Regions from separate parts of the Homo sapiens genome. Here region 1 is linked to region 2. The links are chromatin loops, found by intact Hi-C in ENCODE. Cell type or tissue: gastrocnemius medialis. All regions are shown on one strand. Links, peaks and the distances in the headings refer to the core of each region. The heading gives the core; the rest is flanking DNA. Region 1 has its middle 310 kb from the start of MATN1-AS1. Region 2 has its middle 200 kb from the start of MATN1-AS1.

Evidence for each region. Hi-C counts contacts between places; a loop is a spot of excess contacts. Peaks named below come from ENCODE experiments on the same cell type or tissue, not always from the same donor. Only the 100,000 strongest peaks of a DNase experiment are listed, where the experiment ranks them.
Region 1: it touches region 2 in a loop (8-fold over the local background); 3 of 110 quality-filtered maps call a loop at or near these places.

The regions. Positions count from the first base shown.
Region 1 is chr1:30,404,837-30,413,326 of GRCh38, reverse strand. No RefSeq gene overlaps it. Among named protein-coding and RNA genes, the nearest start is that of MATN1-AS1, 310 kb to the left of the region's middle. RefSeq lists enhancers at 42-541, 542-1,043. In gastrocnemius medialis, for the core only: no CTCF peak of the experiment used is centred there; a DNase peak (open chromatin) is centred at 946.
Region 2 is chr1:30,517,778-30,526,267 of GRCh38, reverse strand. No RefSeq gene overlaps it. Among named protein-coding and RNA genes, the nearest start is that of MATN1-AS1, 200 kb to the left of the region's middle. In gastrocnemius medialis, for the core only: a CTCF peak has its summit at 3,970; DNase peaks (open chromatin) are centred at 1,127, 2,427, 2,967, 3,687 and 1 weaker place; H3K27ac peaks cover 4,627 bases.

The DNA of each region.
Region 1 (8,490 bases), core at 397-8,396, 110 kb after region 2:
CCAATCTTCTTCATTATACAGATTAGTTTATCTTTCCAGATCCTCTCCACTCTCGCCTCTCCTGATTCCGCAGTCCCCACGACTTTGGAGCCATCTCACAAAGATAATGTTCCCCTTTGAGGGCAGGAGAAGGGAAGAAGCGAGGTGGGCTGAGATAAAATTCTCCTGGGGTAGCACACAGGGCTGGCTGCAGACATGCACGCCCACAAACCGGGCCCTGCCACAGCAGGCTCGCGGTCAGAGCCAAGATAAAGGCCCCTCTGCCTTGGATGCTGTGATTCTATGAATTTTGAAGTGGAACTTTTGGTGCTTGTCAAACCCCAAGCAGGCCCAGGTGGGGAGCTGAAGCCTCTGTGTGGTTGGAGGCAGTGAGGGAGTCTGGGACCTAGAGAGACTGGCCAAGGAGGAGGGGCCTCCCCTTCCCCACCTAGGCCCCTTCACCAGGGCACACTGCAAGGCACCCATGTCTGTGCCAAGGTCTGTGCTGGACACTAGAGGTCTGAGTGAAGTGACTAGGACCTTGCCCCACTCACCCAGCCCCTGCCAGCTTCTGCCTCCACTCCTGCACGTGGCATGGGCTCCTGCAGTTCCGCTGAGCTCTGGAGGTGCCCTGGTCTGGGAGACAGAGATGGGGTGCACAAGCAGAAGCGGTGCTTGGAGACAGAGCTACAGTTCCATTCAAAGCAAAACAATGCCACTGCACTGTGATGACTGGTATGAGTCACTGTGATGCCTCCGAGCTGAGCCTCAGTGTTGTCACCTGACACTGACTGTGAGGAGTAAATGAGACAGTGCAGAAAGAGGACAGAACCCCATGAACCCAGCTGTGAGGCTCTGTCACCTTCTCCAGCCACGCCTCCCTAAGGAGCCCTGCTCTTCTGTGCACATCAGCGAACACCAGCACCACGGCTGGTCCCTCAGGGCAGGGCATGGAGGCCTCGCCTGCCTCTCCTCACAGGTCTTGGCTCACTGGTAGTAATGTAAGGAGCCACAAAGAACAGGGTGACCAAGTCATCCTCGTGGCCTGGGACTTCTCTGGTTTCAGCGCTGGAAGTGCCTCATACCAAGAATGCACTCGGTCCCTGCCAACTGGAAATGGTTGGTTACTTTACTAAGGGACAGAGTTGACCAGAGTAGGGTCTGGGCTCAAGCAGATGGGGAATTCAGGGAGCATTCAGAATTGAGGCCTCCCTCAGACTCCTCCACCGTCCAGGTGAGAGGGCACAGGTGGGAGTTTACCTGATTACCACACGGGGCCAAGGCAGGGCTGACAGACCCAGCCAGGTCTGCACGCTTCTCTGAGTATCCCAGCTTGAAACAGTGAAAGGAGCAGGTACTTACAGACAGAGCCACAACTCAATTCAAAGCAAAGCAATTCCACCACATTGTAATGACTCCATGGTTTACACACTCACTCGGTAGATTTCATGCTGCAAATGAATTCTTTTTAAAAAGCTGTATCTTTTCAGGAGTTCACGACTTTTCTCAATTTATCTCCCTTAACAGATCTTCCACAAGAATGAACAAGAGATGCTCTCATTTAAAAGAAAAGAAACAGAAAAGGTTATCAGCTAGTAGAGAGGAAATTCTGCTCTTAACATAATGTAGCTTAAAAGAAAATGCTGCATTTTGTCAAAGAGTCAGCGATGAGCCTCTTATCACATATTTGCTCATAAAGGCAGAAAGGAAGAATGCTAGCATGCCAGTGTCCCATCGTTAACGGGTGGAGGAGAAGAGCAGGCGGAGGAGGAGAACGATTTCTATGGGATTCTCAAAGTAAATGGGCAATTTTCATGCACATGGAGAATCTACTTCTGCAGACTGAGTTCAGGCCAGACCTGCTCTGTCAAAGCCCGACAGAGAGACCCGAGATGGTGAGGGCGGGAGAGGGACAGCGGAGGACCGTGCTATGGCTTGAGTGTGTTTCCCAAAGTTCCTTGTGTTGGAAACGTAATCCCTCATGCAACAGTGTGGAGATGTGTGATCTTTCAGTGATTAATGGATGAATGTGAAATGAATTCATGTCATTATGGTGGGAGTGGGTCTACTATAAAAACAAAGTAAGCCCCTTCTTACCCTCTCTCACGCACTCTCTCACCATGTGATGCCCTATGCCACATTATGACACAGCAAAAAGGCCCTCACCTAGTGCAGCCCCTCAGTCTTGGACTCCCCAGCCTCCAGAACCATGAACCGAATAAACCTCTATTGTGGATAAATTACTCAGCCTACAATGTTCTGTTTCAGCCACAGAAAATGGCTGAAACATTTGGGATTCTGGAAGGGACAGGCAGAGCGAATGAGAGCTGTGGAAATGATAACCCCTCCATGGGTCCAGACTTCACTGTCTAAAAGGTCACTCTAGACCCCCAGCTCAGGGTGATGCCTGCTGCCTTTGATCAGGTGAGTCTTCTGTGCCGGTGTTAGACACTTCACAAAGAATAACCAAGAGTTGGAGGGCAATGCATCATTTCATGAAAGAGGAAATTGAGGCTAAGGGAGGGGGAGGAACCTGCCCGGGGTCACACATCCAGCAGGCAGTGAAGCGGGACACCAATCCCAGATGTGGGACTGTGGAGCCCACAGTCCTGACCCCTGGGGTGTCCTGACTGGGGACTGGGGAGGGAGCCCGTCTATCAGGCGCTGGGCTGAGCATGTTACCTGGTAAAGGTTATCTCACTCCCTACTGCAGTCCTGGGAGGGGGCATTCTTATCCCCACCCCTGGCTCAGAGCAGTGAGGTCACTGGCCGCCCAGGGCCATGGAATCCTGTGCTTGGAGGAGGGTCCAATTCCCTCCACTCACGCGACACCCAGGGGCTCTTCCCTGCAGAGTGGCCCCTGGGACACAGCATTTCCCGAGCACCCTGCCCCTCTCTCCTTCCTGTGCCTGCCAGCACTCAGGCTCCCACCCACCCCTCACCCTGGTGCTGCTGTCCAGCCCCCTCCTGGGCTTGCTCTGCTTCCAGGCCCCTTGCTGGGCTCACCCACCATTACTGCAGCATCTCTGCCTGGTCTGAGAGGAGTCCCTGCTGCTGGGCTGATGGGAGAGAGGCTGGTTCACTCCTTCCAGGCAGTGTGAGCTTTAACAGGTGCTCCCAGAGACAGCGCACTCCACTGCAGTGGCCACACACAGCTTAAGAGTTGGACCTGGGGTACCATGTTGTCCAGAGGCATGATGCCCTGGTCAGGGGACAGAGGTGATGGGAGAGAAAGAGTTATTTATTCTTTGTGGGCTGCCTGGGGTTGTGTCCAGCTTAGGCCTTGACTTACTGTGTGATCTTGGACAGTAACTCCCCCAGCCCCTCTTCCCTTGCTGCCCCAGACCTCTCTGACTATAAGGTTATATGGTGGGTTAACTCAAGGGCCATTCCTAGCCTCAATTCTCTGGGAGCACCTGAGCCCTGGATGAGGGGTTCCACTACATTTCTGTAATCCAGGACGGCCTGGGCCGCTGGAAGTTCAGGGAGCTCACAAGAGAGCCCGAGAGAGGCCTGAGGTCCAGGCTACCATGCTTTGGAGCTGCCAATCCCCCCTCCTTCCCACTAGAGACCTCCTGTCATTGACTGTGACTCAGCTCTGCCCTCTCCCTCCTTCCCACTAGAGCCCTCCTGTCATTGACTGTGACTCAGATCTGCCCTCTCCACTCCATCCTCAACCCCAAGAGTCTTCACACCAATCTGCACCCCAGCTCCAAGCACAAGGCATTACAAGAAGGTCCAGTGGTTCCTACTTTAGACTACACAACAAAAGAAATGAAAACCCAGCCCACCGAGGCTTGGCCCCTGTGGGGATTTCCTTCCCCTGCTCCATCAGCCAGACAAGGCACCTGCATCGTGGGTCCTTCATTCCATGTGAATGGAAACCCCGGTCCCTGGCAGAAGTATTCATGCTTTGGTTGCATTTAAATTGCTGTTCTCTGGGCCATTTTCATCCCCTTCTTTTCCAGCCTCCAGCCTCTCATTTCTGGGGCTCCCAGCCCTCCCTCTCTAATGCACCCTTTTGTGTTGCTGCAAATTGCCTTCAGTTCCATCAAAGCAGACTGCCAGCTTTCCATAAAGTCCAAATTTCCTGGCCCTGAAGGAGAGGCTGGCTCTCCACCTTCTTTCCTTCCCTCCCAGCCAGGCACCAAGCCCTCATTGTCTCAGCCACAAAGGAGGAAGAAAGAGCACCTGGGACGTGACAGGAAGGTCTCCCCTGTGGCCATAAGAGCAACTCTCCATGAAGTGCATGAACCAGCCCAGTGGGCCCACCTTCCACGCGCACCCAGGAAGAAGAATTCACATGATCATCATGAAATAACATGGGTCATAACTCATGATCATGGAGCCCTTCCTGTGGGCCGGATGCCGAGCTGGGTTCTTTCAGGCACTCTCTTAGTCCTCACCAGAACTCTGTAAAGTGGGTGCTATGACTATCCTTACTCTACAGACATTGAGGCTTAGAGAAGTAATAAGCTCCCCCCAGTGGTCGGGTGTGGTGGCTCACGCCTGTAATCTCAACACTTTGGGAGGCCGAGGTGGGCGGATCACGAGGTCAGGAGATTGAGACCATCCTGGCTAACACTGTGAAACCCCGTCTCTACTAAAAATACAAAAAATTAGCCGGGCATGGTGGTGGGCGCCTGTAGTCCCAGCTACTCGGGAGGCTGAGGCAGGAGAATGGCGTGAACCCGGGAGGCGGAGCTTGCAGTGAGCCGAGATTGTGCCACTGCACTCCAGCCTGAGCGACAGAGCAAGACTCTGTCTCAAAAAAAAAAAAAAAAGCTCCCCCCAGTTCACACAGCTAGTAAGCAGCAGAGCATGTCAGAGCCCTGCATATGCTGATGAGCGAGCCCTGTGTATATCTAGGTGTCCCCACACCAACAAGCCCTGCCCATGGGCATTGAGAATGCACTCCTGTTTCACTGATGACACAAATTCCCATGTGCAGTGATGCATGTGCCCTCGTGGACACAGGTAATCCCGGTGCCCAGGTATCCCTGATGCAGCCTGGCCAGATGGCCTTTGGATTTAATGATGGATCCCAAAACACCCTCCACTTATGCCCCACTCCAGGCCCAGGGGGCTGCTTGGTAAAATGATCATGAATGAGTGAATGAGTGCTGCGTGATCATGAATGAATGATCTGAGTGCTCCCTCCCCACATCCTGGTGGCAGCCATGGGCACTAGAAGGACCCACAGATCTCCGCTCCTTCCTCCCCTTAAACTCATTTGCCCATTTATAAGCCTCTCACACCCACTGCCTAGGCGGGGAAGCCAGCCTTCCTCAGCGACAGAGACAGTAAACCGAGGCTGTCCTGGCTGAATCAGCTCCAACGTGGGCTATCAGGCATGTGAATTATGGGCTCCCAGCACTTCATCACCCTGAGTCACTGTCTTATCTTTATTCATTCTGGCAAATTAAATTAGCACTGCCTTTCTAATCTTTTCTCCAGAGCCACAATAGTGGCAAAGAGAGAACTGGGGAGGGGGATCTTGGCAGTTATTCTGGAAAGAACACCTTGCCAATCCAAGGGGGGTGGGGGGCAAGTCACCTTGTCTGGTGCAATGTCTGATGTACTTTTGATCTCGGCTCCCTGCCTCCAAGAGGCCCACTGCCTTGTAAAATGCCAGGCAGGCAGACCTCCTGGGGATGAGGTTTGGGGCCTTCCCCAGGATGAGACAAATTTCTTTTCTTCATTTCCTTTCACCACTGAAGAGGAGTCAGCAACTCTCCTCCAACTCAGCTGACCCGGCTGCAGGAATACGATCCCATTTCATAGAGATGGATGTGGAGGCTTAGAGGTGTCAGGACAGGAGACTCACCAGAGGCAGGAGCAAGTAAGGGTCATGTGGACCCAGGACTGTCGCCCCCCCATGTGGGGGTCCCTAGTGCAGAGGCTGCATCTTGTCCCTGGTGGGCACCCTGGGGGTGCTTGAGAGGCTTTGGGTTGTGCCCACCTCCGGCCGCTCATGGCTCAGCGATTAGCTGCCTAAGTGGCTCTGGGCGTAGGCTTGATGATCAAATGCTGGGCAGGTCTCTCTCCTTCCATCAGTGCATCTGGTTCAAAGCTAAGAAAAGAGAAGTAACCTGTGCTAGGTGCAGATGGATCCCCCTCCGCCTCTGTGTCACTAAGGGCACGCGGGTGGAATGCAGAGTGCGTCTTGGCGGCTGGACTTGGGAGAATTAACTTCTCCACTCAGGGCTTACATTTCAGGCTGCTGTGAGCAGAGGCAGTTGGTGATGAAGCGGAGCGGGAGGTGGGGAGGGGAAGGTGCGAGCTCCCAGCCCTGATGCTCCAGCGTCTATGGCTTCTCTGCTTCCTCTCCCCATCGCAATTTGTGTGTATATTAATCTCTCCCTATCTTTTTTCTGTCTTGCTATCTGTGTCTTTTTTCCCTCTCTGCTCTACACTCCATTTTTCCCCACCGTCTGTCTGAATTGTATCTGTCTCCCTCCATCTCTGTCAGGGTTTGCGTCGGGGCTCTGCGTGGTGTGTGTGTGTGTGTGTGTGTGTGTGTGTGTGTGTGTTTCTCACTCCCTGGGTGGGTGCCTCCATCACACTCATTTTTAGAGCCTTTCCCAAAGGTTCTCTTTCTCGTCCATGTGTGTTCGTGTGCACACACGTGTATGTGTTTTGTGTTTTTTTTAATGTATTTTGCTGCCTCTGTTATCCTCTTGGTGTCTTGTTCTCCTTGGTTTTGTTCCCCCCTCTCTGTGTGACTCTCTCCTCTCTCCACTCTTCTCTCTCTGCAGCTGGCCTCTCTTACCCCATCCCTCTTGTGTTTGCTCCCTCTCTCCATGGTGGGCTGGCTTTTCTCTCTCCCCAGCCTCATATTTACTGCTGATATAAACAGGGAAGCCTGGGAACCTCTGATTGGATGGCCAGTTCCAAAGGAGAGTTGGTCATGGTTTGGGGCAGGCAGGGAGGGGGATCTTGGCAGTTATTCTGGAAAGAACACCTTGCCAACCCAAGGGGGGCGGGGGGTGAGTCACCTTGTCTGGTGCAATGGGAAAAAAAATCAAAGCACAAGTCCTGTACTTTCCACTTCTTGTGGGACCTTGGCCAAGTCACCAAACCTCTCTGAACAATTAATAAGATGGGGCCATTGTAAAAATGAGATGAGATGATAGGTGTAAAACAGGAAGCCTAGTGTACAGTGTGGGGTGCAAGAAATCAAGGGGTGAGTTGAGACTCAGAGGCAGCCCTGGCATTATCAAAGGTCTATGGGCTCCAGGTAGGGAGTGGGGGGAAGCTCCCCTGTCTGTCGAAGGAGAGGTGAACTCAGTGCTCCCCAGTCAGGAGTACCTGCTGATGCTGTGTGTCCTTGGGCAGGCTGCCTAACCTCTCTGAGCCTTTGTTTCTCATACAGAGAAACCTCTGAACCTCAGTTTCCCCATGTACACCTTGGGTCATGATGCTTGCCTCACGGGGCTGCTGTGAGCAGTGGATGAGATCGTGGTCTGCCATATCGGGAGCTGGGCCAGTAGCGGGTCCTGTCTGTGTTTCCAGCAGCTACCCGGCTGTGCCTGGCCCTGTCCTGCTGAGCTTCGGGCAGGTCTCTTCCTGCCTCCTGGCTCACGGAGAAGCCCCTGCTCCCCTCTCTGATGCTGAACACCCTGCCTGTTCACAGATATGCCTTGGTTTCCAGAATGACCCCTGTGGTTTGGAGGGTGGCTTAGGTTCTTGTGGTATGCAGCATAAGGTGTCATTCCTCCCATAAGTGTCTATTGGCGTGAGTTAAATGCAATGGGTTACAGGAGAAGAGAGGGCTTTATTTTAGAAAACAGGCACCTGGGGATAAAAACAAAAATGATTCTGAGGAAGGGGACGCATGCACCAGGCTCCTTCCATCCCCTACCTCAGGGCGGGGTTTCCAGTTTCCAGGGGAGAAGTGTGCAGGCCCGAAGCATTGCCATATTCAGGAGGCTCTGTGTGAGGCTCAGGACTCAGGCAGTGCTGCTTAGGGGGCCAGGTATAACCCAGGGTCAAGAGGTGGGACATTCTCCCCAGAGCAGGCCACGGATCCAGCATAGCCTGGGCCTTCTAGGGTTTTAGGATGAGCACAGTGCAGAAATTCCATGCCCAGCCCTCAGCAGAGGTGCAGGATCCAGGACACCAGCACCGGTGGCAGAGGCAGGAGGCCCTACTGATGGCCTGTTGGGGTGGGCAGTCCACAAAGAGGGCAGAGAGGATGGCTGAGGATGACACCTGAGCATGTGGGTGCCCACTATGTGTGCTTGGAGTAACTAGGGAGGTGGAGCAAGAGATGAGGATCTGCAGCATCTGGGTGGGCAGAGGTCTCTCCCCTGTTGCCAATGTGGTCCCTTTATTTTTTGCAGGCTGGGAAGGAGGATAATCTGTGCTGCCCAGAGCAGCAGGCTCTGAGGGATGCTGCGTTCTAAAAGATGCTGACAGGTGCTTCCCAAAAAAGGATTCCATGCTGAAATCTGCTTGGGTGACTGTATTAGATTTTCATCTTTCTTTTTGACTTGTTCTCTGTAACAA
Region 2 (8,490 bases), core at 249-8,248:
CCGGGGGTTCCCTCTGAACCAGCCGACCAGGGATGACTCATGAAACAAGAGCCTGGCTGTGGCTGGAACACCATGACATAAATTTATTGGCAGCAGAGGGATTATTTAAAGTCTCCATTAAAACAGCTGGACCTTGACAGAAACAGAGCAGTTGTCACTGCTGGAGCCTGAAATGTCCCGAGCTGGGCGGGGACACGTGGCTGGCTCTGGCAGGTCTCTAATACTGTTTGGGACTGATGGACACACTTGAATCTGATGCCACAGTGGCTCCTGTCCACTCACTCCCCTCTCGGCTCCTGCCTCTGCCTGGTGCTATGCCCAAGGATCCTGATGGACTCCCATTTAAGCCTCATTCACCTGCACCCTCACTAGCCTGCCAGGGCCTGTGCTATGTGTGGAAGCTGGGCGGGGGCTCGCAGACACACAGACCCAGGAGTTCCCTCTCTCCTCCCCCTCCCTGGGAATGCCTCCTCTACCACTCAGGGAGATGGGCCTCTGTTCTGGGGTGGGGCTAGCACATGGCTGTGAAAGAGCTTTGTGACTCTTTGTGGCTTCATGAGATTAAACCTTCAACTGGGGGTCCGGAGGCCTGGGCTCCAGTCCCAGCTGTGCCTCCTACTAACTGTGCGGACCTCCCTGGTCCTCAGTTTCCTCCTAGGATTCTGCCTCACGTGGTTCAAAGAGGGTTGTGGGGGCCACATGGGGTTTCAAAGAGAAAGCACTTCATAAACCATCATGGGGCACACATCAGAGAATTTCCTCCTCCTCTTCTTCTTCCCTCTGTTCCTCTTCCTGTTTCTCTTCCTCCTCCTCCTCCCTTTCCTCCTCTTCCTCTTCCTCCTTCCCTTCCTTCTCTTCCTCTCTCTCCCCCTCTTTCTTATCCTCCTCCTCCCCTTCCTCCTACTCTTTCTTTCCCTCCTCCTCCTCTTTCTTCTTCAGCAGAATTTGGGGCTCAGTTGTAAGATGATGGGTTAACTTCCTTTTTTTATTTCCCCCCAGGGTAAGCTTTCTATGCGGCTTCAGAATCCCTCTGCATAAGCGGCCCCCATTCCTGATGCCCCTCACACCAGCGGCTCACCCCAGGCCTGGCTGGTCTAGGGCAGAGCAGCATTAGCGCTGGGCTAGCTCATGTGGGCGTGTGGGGGAGGAACACTGAGCTTCTGTTCCTCACATGTGTCCCATGATCTTGTCTTGATGGTGTCCTGATTATTCACTGGGGAAACCGACTGACTTCCACGGCAGAAACTCTTGGAGGGGCAGACACTGGAGGCGGCCCCACTTGTCCACAACCAGCGACTGGCCCCTGACCTTGGCCAGATGCTCTCCCTGCCCTGGAGGGAGCACTCGGCCCAGCTCAGGCCCCATGGAACTGGATGCTGGCTCCTCCTTTGAAATCCAGGAGCTGCCCCAGCCACTGTTCCTCCTGGTTTGACTTGCTGCTCTTGTCTTCAGTGCTGCAGCAGTGGCACCTCTGCACATCCAGTACCTTCTCCTTCTTCTCTTTTTCTTTCTTTCTTTCTCTTTCTTTCTCTCTCTCTCTCTCTTTCTTTCTTTCTTTCTCTTTCTTTCTTTTTCTCTCTTTCTTTCTTTCCTCCTTCCTTCCTTCCTTCCTTCTTTTCCTTCCTTCCCTCCCTCCTTCCTCCCTTCCCTTCCCTTCCCTTCCCTTCCCTCCCCTCCCCTTCCCTTCCCTCCCCTCCCCTCCCCTCCCCTCCCCTCCCCTCCCCTCCCCTCCCCTCCCCTCCCCTCCCCTTCTCACCCTGTCACCCAGCCTGGAGTGCAGTGGCACGATCTTGGCTCACTGCAACCTCCGCCTCCCGGGTTCCAGCAATTCTCCTGCCTCGGCCACCCAAGTAGCTGGGATTACAGGCGCCTGCCACCACACCCAGCTAATTTTTGTATTTTGTAGTACAGATGGGGTTTCACCATGTTGCCCAGACTGGTTGAACTCCTGGCCTCAAGTGATCCACCCACCTTGGCCTCCCAAAGTGTTGAGGTTACAGGCATGAGCCACCGCGCCTGGACTGTATCTTTTTCATACATCATCTAGAATCCAATTCTGCTGCTGTAGGCAGACCCATGACAAGGAAAAATAGTTTATCCCATATGCCCTGACCCACCCACAGGGCTGAACGATTGTGGCTGTGTGAACCTCAGACCCACCAAAAAAGGGAATGAAAATGGAGTTCACAGCAGCCTTCTTGATGAAGGGGGAGGCAATGTCACCCCCTTTCCTTCCCCATTCACTCCCCATTCCCTAGCTTCCTTCCCCAAACACTCTCCATTCCCTAGCTCTGAAACACTGGTCCTCATGATCTGGGCCAGGTGGCAGGAGGTGCCAGGTGACATATGTGAGCCAGGTGACAGGTGTGATGCCAGTGGCCCCACCTAGACTCTGACTCATGGTGGCTGGGCCCTTGTCCTTGGTTGCTTGATGCAAAGGGAACAGTAAGGACCACACCGGGTGTCAGTGCATCAATCAGCAAACACAGAACAAGCTCTTGGCTGGGGCTTGGTGCTGTCATGGTCTTTTTATAGCCACTTACAAGCTTGTGGCTTTGGGCAAGAGATATAGCCCTGAAACCTTGTTCTCACCTGGAAATGGTGATGGTGTTGACCCTGAGTTCCTCATGGTGCTGTTGTGAGAGTCAGGTGAGTTGCTCCACAGAGAGCTCTCAGGACAGCAGAGGCTACGCCATGATGACAGTGGCAACATGAGGCTGATGCTGGCTCTCCCATTCCCACAGCTCCCCATCATCAGGTTCAGCACCTTCTTGTTGGTCCATCTCCCAAAAGGCTATGTCATCAAGAAGGGGCCTCATCCCTCCTCTCTGGCTTAGCTGGTACTATCACCTACATATTGGAGGAGGGGCACATTTTTATTGTCTCAAGGCTTCATCTCATCCAGAAAGGAGGAGTTTACTTACCCTGGGAACTAAATCATGCTGGCAGTCAGGCCAGCAGAGACCAGCACGAGCTTGGGTCTTTTGCTGTCTGATCATAGTGGTTATGTGTCATAGCCAAGCTGACATTTTTTTCTCCTTTCTCACCTTCTAAAGAAAGATGACCATCAACAGGAACTATGCCAGTTTAATCTCTCTGAGCAATGTCTCACCACCAGTGCAGGGACGTGCTAGGAGAATGTATGATCCAACCTGCTCACTGGGAAGGTAATTCCAGGCAGCAGGAACAGCAGGAGAATTTGGGGAAACCGAGGTACAGGGTGGGAATTCAACCTGCTCAAAGTCACATAGTAAGTTGGTGACAGAACAGAGACCAGGATTTGATCTCCTGACCCATGGCTGATGTAGTCTTGGCTCTGCCTTGGCCCACGTGGTTTTGAGGGGTGTGGAGACAGCAGTGAAATGAAGCCCATGGAGCAAAGGCCTCATGCTGGAACTCCCTGGGCTTCAGAGGGGCTGGCGCATGAGGGCTTTCCCAGTCTGGACTGGGGCCAGTGGACAGACTTGAGGTCATGATAGCGGGAGATGAAATTGTCAGAGGCGCTCGGTGAAATGAGGACAACCTGGCAGATATGGTCTGTCGGTATCAGGTTGCCAACTGCTTGCCAACACCTCCTAAATGAGTGTTGCCTGATCCCAGTTTGGGAAATGCCGTGTGCAGGCATTTAAAAGTCAATGTGATTTCACCATGAACTTTCACAGAATTGGCTGGGCTTCCCTGCGAGTTTGAGCAGAGTTAGGAGGTGTGAGCATGTGTTTTCTCTATTCCGCTGACATATGATGCAATGAATCCCCGTCTCAGATGGAGCTTGTGTTCTGGTGGGGGATGCAGATAGTACACAAGCAATCATGCTGGGAAGTGAGAAGTTCCGTGGGGGAATTGGACAGGGTGAGGAGACGGAAGTGAGGAGGGTGGGCAGTGTGTCAGTGGGGATGTGGCAAGGGACAGATGAGATGGCACAGTCAAGTCAGGCAATTTTTGGAGAGTGTAAAAAAGAGACCAAGAAGGCGAAGGCATGGGCAGGGCATAAGGAAATCCTGGAGATGGTGCTGTTTCCTGGCATCCGGCAACAGAGGGCTCCATTACCACCCTTGGGTTTGCGAGGGTGCGGGGAGGAGCAATGAGTGGAACCCGGAGATGGAGAAAGCTGGGTGGAGGAGCCCTGCCAGGGGGCTGGGTGGGGAGGGACCACATGATAACAGGAGCTGAAAGCTGCAGTCTGAGGAAAGCTAGCCTTAGCTCTTCCCAGGGCAGGACCTTGTCAGGGGATAAACACCCCAACCTTCCTCTCCTCCTCCTTCCTTGATCTCCTGCTGGGGCTCCCTGTTAACCAAACTCACCTTGAAGCCAGAGGATGAGGAGCCCCTTGATGTAGCCGATAAGGGCTGCCACCCAGAAGCACAGAGTAGAGGGGACAAGGGTGAAGCGAGGGTGGGAAGGGACACCCCTGTGCAGGGGGAAGGGTGACCTTAGCACAGTGCTCAGGGAAGATGATTTGGAGGAGACAATGTTGAAATTGACAGCTGAGGCTGAGAAGGAACCAGCATGAGAAAAGCCAGGGGAGGGAGCTCCTGGGAGAGGGAACTGTAGGGCCAAATGATTGAGAGGCAGGTGAGGCCAGATCCCATGGCCGTGAGGGCTGGGTGAGAAGCTTGGGTTTTATTCCAAGTTTAGCCGGAGGCAATGGCTGACTTTTAAGCAGAGGAGCAACATGATTCCACCTGTGAACCAGGCAGGGATGGGGGCAGGGGATGTCAGGGAGGCTGTAGCTGTGGGCAGGCCAGATGAGAGGCCTGGACTGGGCAGTGGGCAGAGATGAAGGGACATGACCGGAGTGGGATGCATTTTGGAAGGAGTATCTCAAAGAGCTGCAGGATGGATCAGATGCAGAGGGCAGAGGGCAGAGGACAGGAGTGATCAAGGGGACTCCAGGGCTTGTGGTCAGTGTGGGGTGGGGTGAAGCTGTGCCCTGGGCTGGGTAAGGTGGGAGAAGAGTCAGTTCAAGGGAGGAAATAGCCCTGTTTTAAACAAGAAAGCTGAAGATGGGTTTTAGACCTCCAAGGGAAAATGCCAGAGCAGGCAGCTATGAATCTGGGGCTGCCTGTTTAGAGGACAGGGGGTCATCTTTGAAAGGACAATTACATTAATTTCATTTTAATTGAAGGACTTGTTCATTCTTAATTATTCTTAAAATCTTAGCACTTTGGGAGGCTGAGGTAGGTAGATCATCTGAAGTCAGAAGTTTGAGACCAGCCTGGCTAACATGGCGAAACCCTGTCTCTACTAAAAATACCAAATTAGCCAGGCGTGGTGGTGCATGCCTGTAATCCCAGCTACTCTGGAGGCTGAGGCAGGAAAATGGCTTGAACCCGGGGAGCAGAAGTTGCAGTGAGCCAAGATCGTGCTGCTTTTCTCCAGCCTAGAGAAAAGAGTGAAACTCTATAACAAACAAACAAAATATGTGTATGGGGGTTGGTGAGATGTTGGTCAAAGGATGTAAAATTTCGGTTATATAAGGGGAATAAGTTCAAGAGATCTATTGTACAACGTGGTGACTATAGTATTAAAATATGGATATTTACTAAGCACCCTGCTGTGCTGGGCACAGTCTTGGGAGCAGAGGATATGCTGGCTGCAGATCAGAGGAGGCTGCATGAGGCTAGGCTCAGGCAGAGAGAACATAGACATGATCAGACACCTCCCCAAACACTCAGTGCCTATTGGGGGACAGGGCTGGTCATGGAGTTGGAGGAGCAGATTCCTCATCCCATCTCTGAGGTTTTGTGCTGAGTGACCAGGGCTGGTGTCTGAACTTCTCTTGTCTCAGCCTGGAGTCAGGGTCCACCCAGCCCTCTTCTGCCCTCAGTATCTATGAGCTGGGGGTCTTCAGGGAGTGACAGTGTGGTTTTCCTGGCTGTTGCCCAACCCTACATGGACTCAGGTCCTGTTGCAGTTCTGGCCACCCCAGACATCAAACTGCAGTTGTAGGAAGGTACCAAGAGAGCCTCCCAGGATCAGGAGTTACCCATCTGAATCCATAGTTTGGATGTTTAACTAAATGTGATAGAGTGAAAATGGATATGACATAAAAGGCATCTGAGGCCAAGAGAAAAATGGGCCTCAAGCAGCTAGCAGGCCAAATTGCAAAGCAAAAGATGAGTTTCAGGAAAACTGATGGTGAGCTTTTCACTTTCTGCCCAACTTAAGTAGAGGAGGAGGACTGAGGGGCTGGGGGTTCTTAATGCGTCAGGATAGTTCCAAGCCCAGGATGAAGGAGGCATGCGGCCTCTGGAGCTCTATTGCCTTCATGGTTGAAATGGTGTGACCTTCCAGGACACTTGATATTGCTGTGCCTCAGTTTTCTCATACGGAAGATAAAACCAAGAAAACTTCTTTTGCATAAGTTATTGTGCTGTGAGAGATGGTGTGTGTGAGGCACCCAATGCAGCACCAAGCAAGGTATATGCTCCACCATCACTTGGTGTCATCATCCTCTCATCATCTTCATTTTCTCCATCATCATCTTCTCCATCATCATAATCTTTATAATCATTATCTTCTTCATCATCATCATCTTCTCCATCATCATAATCCTCTCCATCATCATAATCTTCCCCATAATCATTATCTTCTTCATCATCATCCTCTCCATCATCATAATCTTCTTCATCATAATCTTCCCCGTAATCATTATCTTCTTCTTCATCGTCATCTTCTCCATCATCATCATCATCCTCTCCATCACATCATTTTCTCCATCATAATCCTCTCCATCATCATAATCTTCCCCATAATCAGTATCTTCTTCATCATCATCATTTTTTCCATCATCATCGTCATCATCCTCTCTGTCATCATCACCTCCATCATCATCCTTTCCATCATCATTATCTCCATCATCATGTTCATCATCATTCTCTCCTTCATCATCATTCTCTCCATCATCATCCTCTTTATCATCATCTTCTCCACCATCATCATCACCATTATCCCCATCCTTGTCATCATTCTCTCCATCACCACCATCATCATCATCATCCTCTCCATCATTATCGTCATCATTATCCTGTTCATCATCACCATCCTCCTCATCTTTTCCATCATCATCATCTTTCCCATCAGCATCCTCTCCATCATCATCATCATCATAGTACTGTCAGTATTAACAACAACACTATCATTAACTATTATTATTATTATCTATTACTGCCTCAGAGACTCATAGAGTTTTAAAGACCTGAGATATCTGGTTAAATGCTTTTCATTCACTTGTGAAAATGCCAAGACCCAAAGAGAAGAAGGGGCTTGCCCAAGCCCTGTGGTGGAGCTGGGACTGACTCCCAGTTCTGACTTCCGTGCCAGAGCCCTTCCAATGGCATTCCGGTGCCTCTACCTCTGGCATCCAGACATGCCGTCACTTGGTGTCATGGGGTTTGCAGGAATGTATTGACCATATCTATGTGGACAATGAAGGATTATATGTGGGAAGAGAAGGGAAAGCAGCAGTTTTTAGGCCTAAGAGGTTCCAAGTGACTTCCCAGGCTGACTCCAGTTTCTGAGTAACTTGTAATAGCTGTGTATATAGGCCTTTGTCTTTGTGGTCTCAGAGGTACCTGGCCCTGGAGGTGAGACATCATGGGAGCCAGGAGACAAACACCATCTGGGCTCCATCCATGCTGGGGATAGAAGAAAGGGCACCAGAAATGACCCAAAGTTATGCCCTGTGAGACTTTAGCAACTCACTTGACTAATGTGTTGGTTCCAGGCCCTGGGGCTCGTTTTCCCTGGGCCTGGTGGAGAGTCTGGGGACTAGCAGGTCTGCAAATAGGCCAGGGGTTTACTTTGAGTGTGCCCAGCCCTGGCCAGGCTGAGACAGTGTGGGTGCATGGAGGAAGATGGGGATAGGGAGAGGCCAAGTGCATCATGAAGGGCCTCAAATGTCTGGAGAGTAAGGGGCTGTGGCAGGTTTCCAGTCAGATTTGCCCCTGGGGCTGGTGGGTCACAGCCATCTTCCCAGCTGCAGGGATGGAGACCCCACAAAAGCCATTTGAGGGTTGATGCCTCCCGAGGGTGTCTGCATGGTGGTGCTTCCTTCACATTGCTTTCCAATCTCAACTCAGCCAGGCCACAGGACCTTGGCCTGGGTCAAACTCACTCCTCACTGTGGCCAGTTAATTTCATCTTGCCATAAATTTTCAACGGATTGCTAATCAATAAGAACTTGGCAGCTACTACTGAACCTCAAAGTCAAGGGGTAAAAAGAATCTAAATGATGTCTGCCAGGTTGTTGTATTTACCGGGCTCCATGCTTATTGCCTGTTGTTTTGAGTTAATTATCTGGTGCCTAAGTGTATCACTTCTACATCTCAAGCACTGCTCTTACAATCAATTCATATTTAATTAACGCGACTGCTGATTGAATGGCAATGGTGTTATAGTGTGCGACACAGAGGAGGAGCGTTTCCTGCACGCACAGCTGCAGGAAGGAGGAGCTGATGTGGATGAGGGGAGGGGGCACTCTTACAGCCT